Regions from separate parts of the Mus musculus genome. Here regions 1 and 3 are each linked to region 2. The links are chromatin loops, found by intact Hi-C in ENCODE. Cell type or tissue: heart. All regions are shown on one strand.

What was found. Peaks named below come from ENCODE experiments on the same cell type or tissue, not always from the same donor. Only the 100,000 strongest peaks of a DNase experiment are listed, where the experiment ranks them.
Region 1: a loop joins it to region 2, with 2.1 times the contacts of the local background. A loop is called at or near these places in 2 of 42 quality-filtered maps.
Region 3: it touches region 2 in a loop (1.9-fold over the local background); 4 of 42 quality-filtered maps call a loop at or near these places.

The regions. Positions count from the first base shown.
Region 1 is chr14:77,258,834-77,261,333 of GRCm38, forward strand. All of the region lies in intron 1 of Enox1 (ecto-NOX disulfide-thiol exchanger 1), which reads left to right. Among named protein-coding and RNA genes, the nearest start is that of Enox1, 100 kb to the left of the region's middle. In heart, no CTCF peak of the experiment used is centred here; a DNase peak (open chromatin) is centred at 1,498.
Region 2 is chr14:77,155,484-77,157,983 of GRCm38, forward strand. It overlaps Enox1 (ecto-NOX disulfide-thiol exchanger 1), which reads left to right and starts at 1,280. Exons shown (of 19, transcript NM_172813.3): 1 at 1,280-1,559. In heart, a CTCF peak has its summit at 1,377; DNase peaks (open chromatin) are centred at 1,308 and 2,318; H3K4me3 peaks cover 2,165 bases; H3K27ac peaks cover 1,700 bases; H3K27me3 peaks cover 789 bases.
Region 3 is chr14:77,342,812-77,345,311 of GRCm38, forward strand. The region is part of intron 3 of Enox1 (ecto-NOX disulfide-thiol exchanger 1); the gene reads left to right. Among named protein-coding and RNA genes, the nearest start is that of Gm41217, 27 kb to the right of the region's middle. In heart, no CTCF peak of the experiment used is centred here; DNase peaks (open chromatin) are centred at 1,050 and 1,460; H3K27ac peaks cover 732 bases.

The DNA.
Region 1 (2,500 bases), 100 kb after region 2:
TGAGGGTACAGCTAAGCATCTTAGCAGACATCCTGTTGTATTGCCTTGTCGGTCCTGACTTAGAGAAGTGCAGAGAGTGAAAGCCACAGGACGAGTTCTCCGCAAATGGTGGCCAGGTTATGCCATGCAATACCTACAGTGAGTTGAAAAATATTTGAATCCAAAAAGCATTTCCTATGCCTCCTACCCACTGAAGTCGTATCTTAATGATGGCACTCCTCAGTGAATGGGCTGTCTACCCTGCCTGTCTCCTCCCTGGCTGGGAGTCAGGACGTTCTACTGATGCTCAGCCCACACATTACCAGCCCCACAGGACATCAAAATGCACTGAATATTCAGATGCATCACTGTATATGGTTTGACACCATCACAAATTGAACCACTATAAATGAAAGAGCATCAATTTACAAAGCAAGAACAAAACAGGTGCACCTAGGAAAGCACAGACCCTCAAAAAGAATGCAATTCCTTCCCTCGTGGGGCACTGTACAATTTGTGCATCGTGAATCTCTTTCTCTCTATATGTACCTAATAGTACTTATGCCTGATTGTGAGAATGGAAAGGCAAAGGAGGTAAATGGTGCTTTTGGCAAGAGAGTTAGTATGTGCAACTTTATATAGGTTCTTCACACTATGAAATGGTGTCTTCATAGTACCAAGTGCCACGCAAAGATAACAGGACATTCAGTGTGGCCTCAAACTGAAGGGAAGAAAGAGACAGGGTTCTAGAGGGAGGTGGTTTTCACTGTAAAGGATGAAGAGGAGTAAACATTTTCCCTGTTCATGACCACCCAGCTCTTTCCATTGCCAGTGGTAGCTGCCTTGGCACCCTGAATCCTTTTCTTCCCAACAGAACCGCAAAGTCACTTTGAGATGCCCCATGGCGGTGCATGGCCTTCCATCTTGGATCCTCCTTTTTTGGTCTCTGCTCTGCTTTCTTTCCACCATTCTCGTTTGTGTGCTTGATTGCTCTCCAGGCCTCACAGCCGCACCCTCTCTGACACTGACTTAATACTTCCCAAGGTTCAGGCTCTTTAGGTTGGACCCAGTGCTGGTCTGGGTTAGTTCCAGTTAACCTTCACTCTCACCGGCTGCTATTCTGGCACTGCCTCTGCCAATCCATCACTCTGCCAAAAGGAGAAAGGACATTTTAATGTTGGAAGAAGGTAGAATTGGAAACACTATGTGCCCCAGCAGTGTAGCAGTTTCTACAGGGCAGAAATACAAGGAAATAATGACATGGATAGAGATTCTTGGCTTGAAACCCTAAGAGCAGTTTCTGAGGGTGGCCACCTGATGGCTTCTCTCATGTCAGGGCAAACACCAATTCTCATAAAAGCATTTGGTTAAGCCCATCAGTGAGAGAGGAGATTGAATAACTCTCCTCATTTACACGAGTGCTTCATGTTTAGCCCTGAAGAATGACGATTCTAATCTAGACAAGAGGTCAGTGTGCAACTGGCCAGGCTTCTCAAATTCCTGTCCCCTGGGCCCTCTTCTTGGAGTCTTCTCAGCCCCGTTCTTGTGGGAACCAGTAACAGTTGTCCCTCTGTGAGGGTGTGACTATAATGAGGAGTTATTGGAAAATATGGGTGGAAAGCTGCAGAGAGAATCATACGAATCAACAAATCAACAGGAAAACAGATACACACACCCCATACAGAGGGACAAAATACATGACTCACGGGGCAGAGACACCCCCACTCAGTGTTTCCTTTCAGACTACAGAGTGCCGTAAGGTGGGTGTCCTCAGAGCTTCCGAGGAACACCTGGCAGGTGAGAGATACAGGTTTGATTTAAAAACCTGTCCATGCTCTCCAGGATCCCCCCGCCCCCCAATGGTTGCTTTCTTTAAAATGAACTGAACAAGCCTACACTATTAGCACGTTCTAGGTTAAATCTGTCTCTCCTATAACTATAACGGAGACCGTTGTCCTTTTCCTAAAATCTGTTCAAGTGGTTTTGTTTTTGTTTCTGTTTTCTGAGACAGGGTCTCCATAGGTAGCTCTGCTGTCCCAGACCTCACCATGAAGCCTGGCCTGGCACTCCCAGATCCTCTTGTCTCCATCTCCCAGATGCTGGGGTTAAAGGTTTGTGCCACCAGATCCAGCTTGTGTTCAGTGTGTTTTCTTTTCTGTTTGTGTGTGTATGTGTTTGCACTTATACATGTATGTAAACTGGGGGCCAATCTTAGTTGTCTTTGAGGCATTCACTGTTTCTTTTGAGACCGAGTCTCTCAGAGGCCTGGAACTCACCAAGTAGACTAATTGGCCACTGAACCCAAAGCATTCTTCTGAGCTCTGCTAAATTCTCAGATACCAAGGGCATGCCACCACACCAGGCTTTCCACTGGGGCTCAGGGGGTCCCAGTCAACAAAGTCAGCATTTTAATGAGTGCACTATCTCCTCAATCCTGTTTTTATTTCTCTTTCTGAGACAGGGTCTTGCCATGTCTGATGTGTAGTCCTGGCTGGACTAGCACTATCAATGAGGACCGAGC
Region 2 (2,500 bases):
TGCTCAGGCAGATTATACCACCAAGTTCCTTTCTGAGTGCTCTTTTCGTGAATCTTTTGGTAAATTTGCACAATGGGTCAGTCTTCTCCTATGTTCCTTCTTTGCACTGGGGCCTGGCAGCCCGAGGGGAAAAATAGTCTTTCACACAGGGAACTGGCATACGTTTAAATCAAGCAAGCCTAGTGGGATGGTAATGACATTCCCACCATCTGAGTTTCTGCCTTCAGGATATGTGAAGCTAGAAAACAATGTCATTCATTCAACATTTATAGAGAACACACAGTGTACAGGGGCGCTGTGCAAGTCTTGGAGGGCAGGCAAAAGTGCAAACCCTAACCCGCTCTTGAGGATTCCTGCCAAGAAGAGCATGACAACTGCAACACGGACCTTACACTCCTGGAAGGAATTCTTGGGTGAATAAAGTCTGCTTATTTAAAGTAAGCATGGAAAACTATACCAACAGCTCGATGTACCTTTCAGGAATAGGACAGATAAGTGGGATTTAGTCATAATCTCTAAGGTGTTAGAGCGCTCGGTGATGAAGGTGTTCTCAGCTTGCTTTGAGTTACTTGTGTATCGGGACAGTTGGCAGAATCCTAACAAAGAGAGGGCCAATACTTCTATATGGAGGTGGCTAACTTTGAGGGAAAGTGGCTTCCAAGGAGAACAAAAAGGTAACATTTTCATCTGGAGCGATCCCAACCACCACTGAGGCATCCTAATACCCTGGGTAAAACCTCTGTGCCCAGGCTCAACCTTAGACAGCGCCGGGTTGAGCAGTGCATCTCAGCATCCTGGAGTCCACTGCACGCACCGAGTTCCCCCCCGCACCCCGGTCGCCTGCCTGGCGCCTTCAAGGTCGCCATGGCAACCATGGGGTACCAAGACCAGTCCCTGAACGTCCAGCCTAGAAATTCAAACTGGCAGCAGTGGCACGAGCGAGTCGCCTCAGCTCCTCCCCCGAGGGAATAGCGCGATCCTCGGCCGTGGGCACCACTTGTGCAGCATCAGTGGCAGAGCGCTCCTCCGGCTCCAGATCGGCCGGGATCCGGAGCTCGAGCGCGCCACGCCGCCTCTCATCTGGTTTCTCCGCCGGGCCAGTCGCTTCTTCGGGCCAGACAGGCCGCCCATCCTTTCACCGCTTTACGGATTTCCGGGGGCGACGAATTTTGCCTCGGTCCCTACGAGCATCTCTCCGCTTCGCTCCCCCGCCCCTCGCGACTCCCCCCACTCCTGGGCGCGCGCGCGCACACTCACTCACACTCTCAGGCGCGCGTGCGCACGCCCGCGCGCCCCGAGCCGCGGAGTCTCCAGCGCCCCTGAGCAGATCCCACTCTCCCGGGCGCTGCTACTCACACAGGCTTCCAGCCGCCACGGGGCGTCCTCTGTCTGCGGCAGCAGCGGCGGCGCGAGCGGAGGCTGCAGTCTAGCCGGGTCTGGCTGCTCGGCGCCCTGGACAGAGTCCGGCAGAAGCGCGATCGGGAGGAGACGCCGAGGCAAGGAGGAGCCGCGCCGCGCCCGGCGCTCGCTTGCCTCGAATCCCCGCACCGCGGCCCCAGGTAAGCGGCTCCGCGGCCCGCAGCATCCCCGGGGCGTAGGGACTCGCCGCCCATGGGGGGTTCCCGGTCCCGCCCCCGTCGTGGCCGGGGAACAAGGCACCGAGGGGAGTGGGCGAGGGGGGAGGGGAGCGGAGCTGGAGGTGAGGCTGGAAGGCAGCGGTGTGGGGGAGCCCCCTGCGCCCTTCCCCGACGCTCCTCGGGCTCCCGCACTTTTATGAGCCGGGGGTGCTCAGCGCCCCACACAGATGTACTCCGCTCTTTTTTATCGCTGGCCGGCTAGAGTCCGCTCGGGCTCCGCGCCTACCACGCACCAACCGCCTCCCCTGCACCTTGGACAGCGCACCCCGCCGCTCGCCTCCCGGGGACCGCACCCGGGACCCTGTCCTGCCCGCGCAGCCCTCCGGTTGTTCCGTTCTTCCCATAGTGTCCTCCTCCTGTCTTGCATAGCATCTCCCTGCCTTGGCGTTCTCTACTCTGGCGCGGGCCAGAAACTTTCCTCTCTGCCCGATCTGCGCGAGGTACTATTGTTGTTATTTGTGTCTTTCCTTCTCGCTGGGAACTGGACACAAGGACAGGTCTTCCTCTGCGGGCGATCGCCTGCCTTTCCCAGTCCAAGACCGCACTGGGCAGCCGGACTTGGACACCCGGCCGGCGCCTCGGCAGCTGGACGCCCGCGGGTTCCCCGCCTCTCTGGACACGTGCACTCCTCCCACGGACGCGGCCCCTCCCGGACCACCCTATGTCCTACCCCTGCATGGCCACGGCCACCCCATAGGTTGGACACCCGGGATCGCGGGCTCTGATTGGTTGATCTCATAACCCCGCCTCCTTGGAGGGGGTGGTTCTGGAGTGTTGTGGTTGTCATCCCGCAGCGAGCACATGGGGGAAGTGGGGTCGACAGGTGGGGAAACCCAGCTCTATGGCATACACATCCCAGTGTA
Region 3 (2,500 bases), 190 kb after region 2:
CCTTGTTCCAGGACTCAAGTATTTCCTTTCTTTCCTTAAAAAAAAACATATTCATTTTATTTCACATGCATTGGTGTTTTTGCCTGCATGTATGTCTGTATGAGGATGTCAGGTCCCCTAGAATTGGAGTTGTAGCTGTGATCTGCATGTGGGTGCTGGGAATTGAACTTGGGTCCTCTGGAAGAGCAACCAGTCCTCTAATGAGACATTCCTCCAGCGCCTGCCTGCCTGCCTTTCTCCCTCCCTCCCTCCTTCCTTCCTTTCTCTTTTAATTTAAAAAAGAAAGCACTAACTTAGAACCATTCAGAATGTCAACAAAACAGCTGCTTTTTTTCTTTTTCTATTTTCCTTTTTGTTTTGTTTTGTTTTGTTTTTTGCAACCACAGGGTGGCATTTTGTTAACAGAACATTGGTTATTTTCATATAAGCTGCATCAGAAACAACTGAAGGTTAAAAAAAACAAAAACAAAACTAGTGTTCTCATACATAATTAAATTGTGTGCTGTGCACCAACAAGAACCTGCTTTAAATTTCCATACCGATTTACAACCCCAAGACTGTCCTAGGCAACTTTATTAGGGCTAGCTGAAGACACATTCAGTAGTTTATTAACTGTACTAGGAGGAGGAGATGGAAGAGGAGCAGGAGGAAGAAGACAATGACGAAAATGTACGGATTTAAAACAAATCTTGCACATCCTTACATTTCAGTGTTTTTTCCTTAAAAGGACAAAGGAGTGAATCATGTACAGGGGGCTGAAATGCTTTATAGAAAAGAAGAACCCCATACTAGAACCAGCGTACTCATCGCCTCCCTCATCTTCTTCATCCTCTTCTTCCTTCTTTGTTTGTTTGGTTTTCTTGCTCTTCCAGCCCTGAAGACCTGCTTTTTTTTTTTTTTTTTTTTTTTGTCTGCATCCGGTTTTCCTCTGGTTCTCTAGGCAGCAATACCCTTTCCTCTTTACTTCAGCTCAGCAGCCTCCTCACAGGGCTGCTTGTTCTCTGCAGTGGAGCTGCCCCACATCGCTCCCAGTATCTTTGCAACGTCACCAATGGATAAGGAAGTACTTCGGTTTTGTTCTGGGGGTGTGACTCAGAACAGAACAGGAAGAAAACTGAAGGAGGCCTCTGTGTGCTTCGTGGTCCTTGCGCTTTCCTTTTGGCCTCCCCTTTAGGAGATGTAGGGTTTTATTTCTCTTTCATAAGAAGCCTTGTCAGCTTTTTCCATGCCCCTTTCTTCTGCAGACGGGTCACCCACTTCTCAGAGCGCTTCTTAGACTCCCCCCCCCTCCCCCTACCAAGAAGCTGATGGAAGCATCCGGATGTTTCTCATGCTCCTCCCAGCGAGTTTGCACAAAGAATTCACATGATGACATTGTTGCTTCACAGCTTGTTAGGATCTGGGCTCTGTTGACATGGAGTTGGTTTTCCTGTGCGAGGCACAGAGTAGCCAAGTGGCTATCCAGCTCTTGCTTGCCCCAGTACTGTCTCTATGGAGCTCAGTGTACTACAGTGGCTGTCCAGTTCCCACTTTCATCTACCATTGATTTACTCTGTTCCCTTTGGAAGACAGAAACGTAGGTCCCTGTAGTGAAGGCCAGCAGGAAGACTTTGCCCTGATATGAAAGCAGTAAACAGGCATCTGCCGGGTACTGGAGGCTAAAAGACTCTCAGTTTACATCTGACCGTGTTGGTGTGTGTTCTGGCCTCAGTGTATAGTATTTTCATGGTCATAGGAGCTTCAGGCTGGAAGAATTCGAAGGGGGATATTAAAGGTCAGGAAATAAAGTGGCTTTCTGATGCATGAATCTTCTTTGCAATATCTCCAGGAAAATATAAAATTGTCTCCATTGAGCATTTCTGGGTACAGATAACTTATTCCCAAGGCCAGTTGTTTCTCTTCAAGATAGAAATTCTTATAATCTGTTAAGCCACCACTCCTCGTCTATAACTATAACTAGACTGTGAAACGAGAATTCCTATCTCCTATTATCTCTGGCCTTGTGTGCTGCCTTAACTCTACGGAATCTGGAAAAACTTTTCGAAAACAAAAAAGGAGAAAATGACAGCCAAAATGAAGCCAGACTTGATAACCTGAATTTCTTGTGCATCATTAACTTAACAAAGTTGCCTTCTAAGGCATGGCACACATAGGTATTGCACATAAAGCTGTGGCCAGAACATGCCAAATGTCCTCCTGCAGAGAGAGAGGGAACCAGAACAAGTACCCAGATAAGGCAGAAGGCACAGATGGGTAATGACCAGAAAGCAGAAAGACAAGCTGGCTGGATGGTACCTTTTGGGTGGTCCTTTCAACAAGGATGCCTTTCTGAAGAGGTGACATTTGGCCACTGTGATCACAGTGACCATGTGCCACTATTTGGTATTCCACTCATTATCATCATTGTGAAGAATTGAGTTGCTGGAGATAGAGCTGCTCAGTGGCCAAGCGTGCACATCTGTAGCATGTGCTCGGCTCTGAGATCCATCTCTAGCACAGT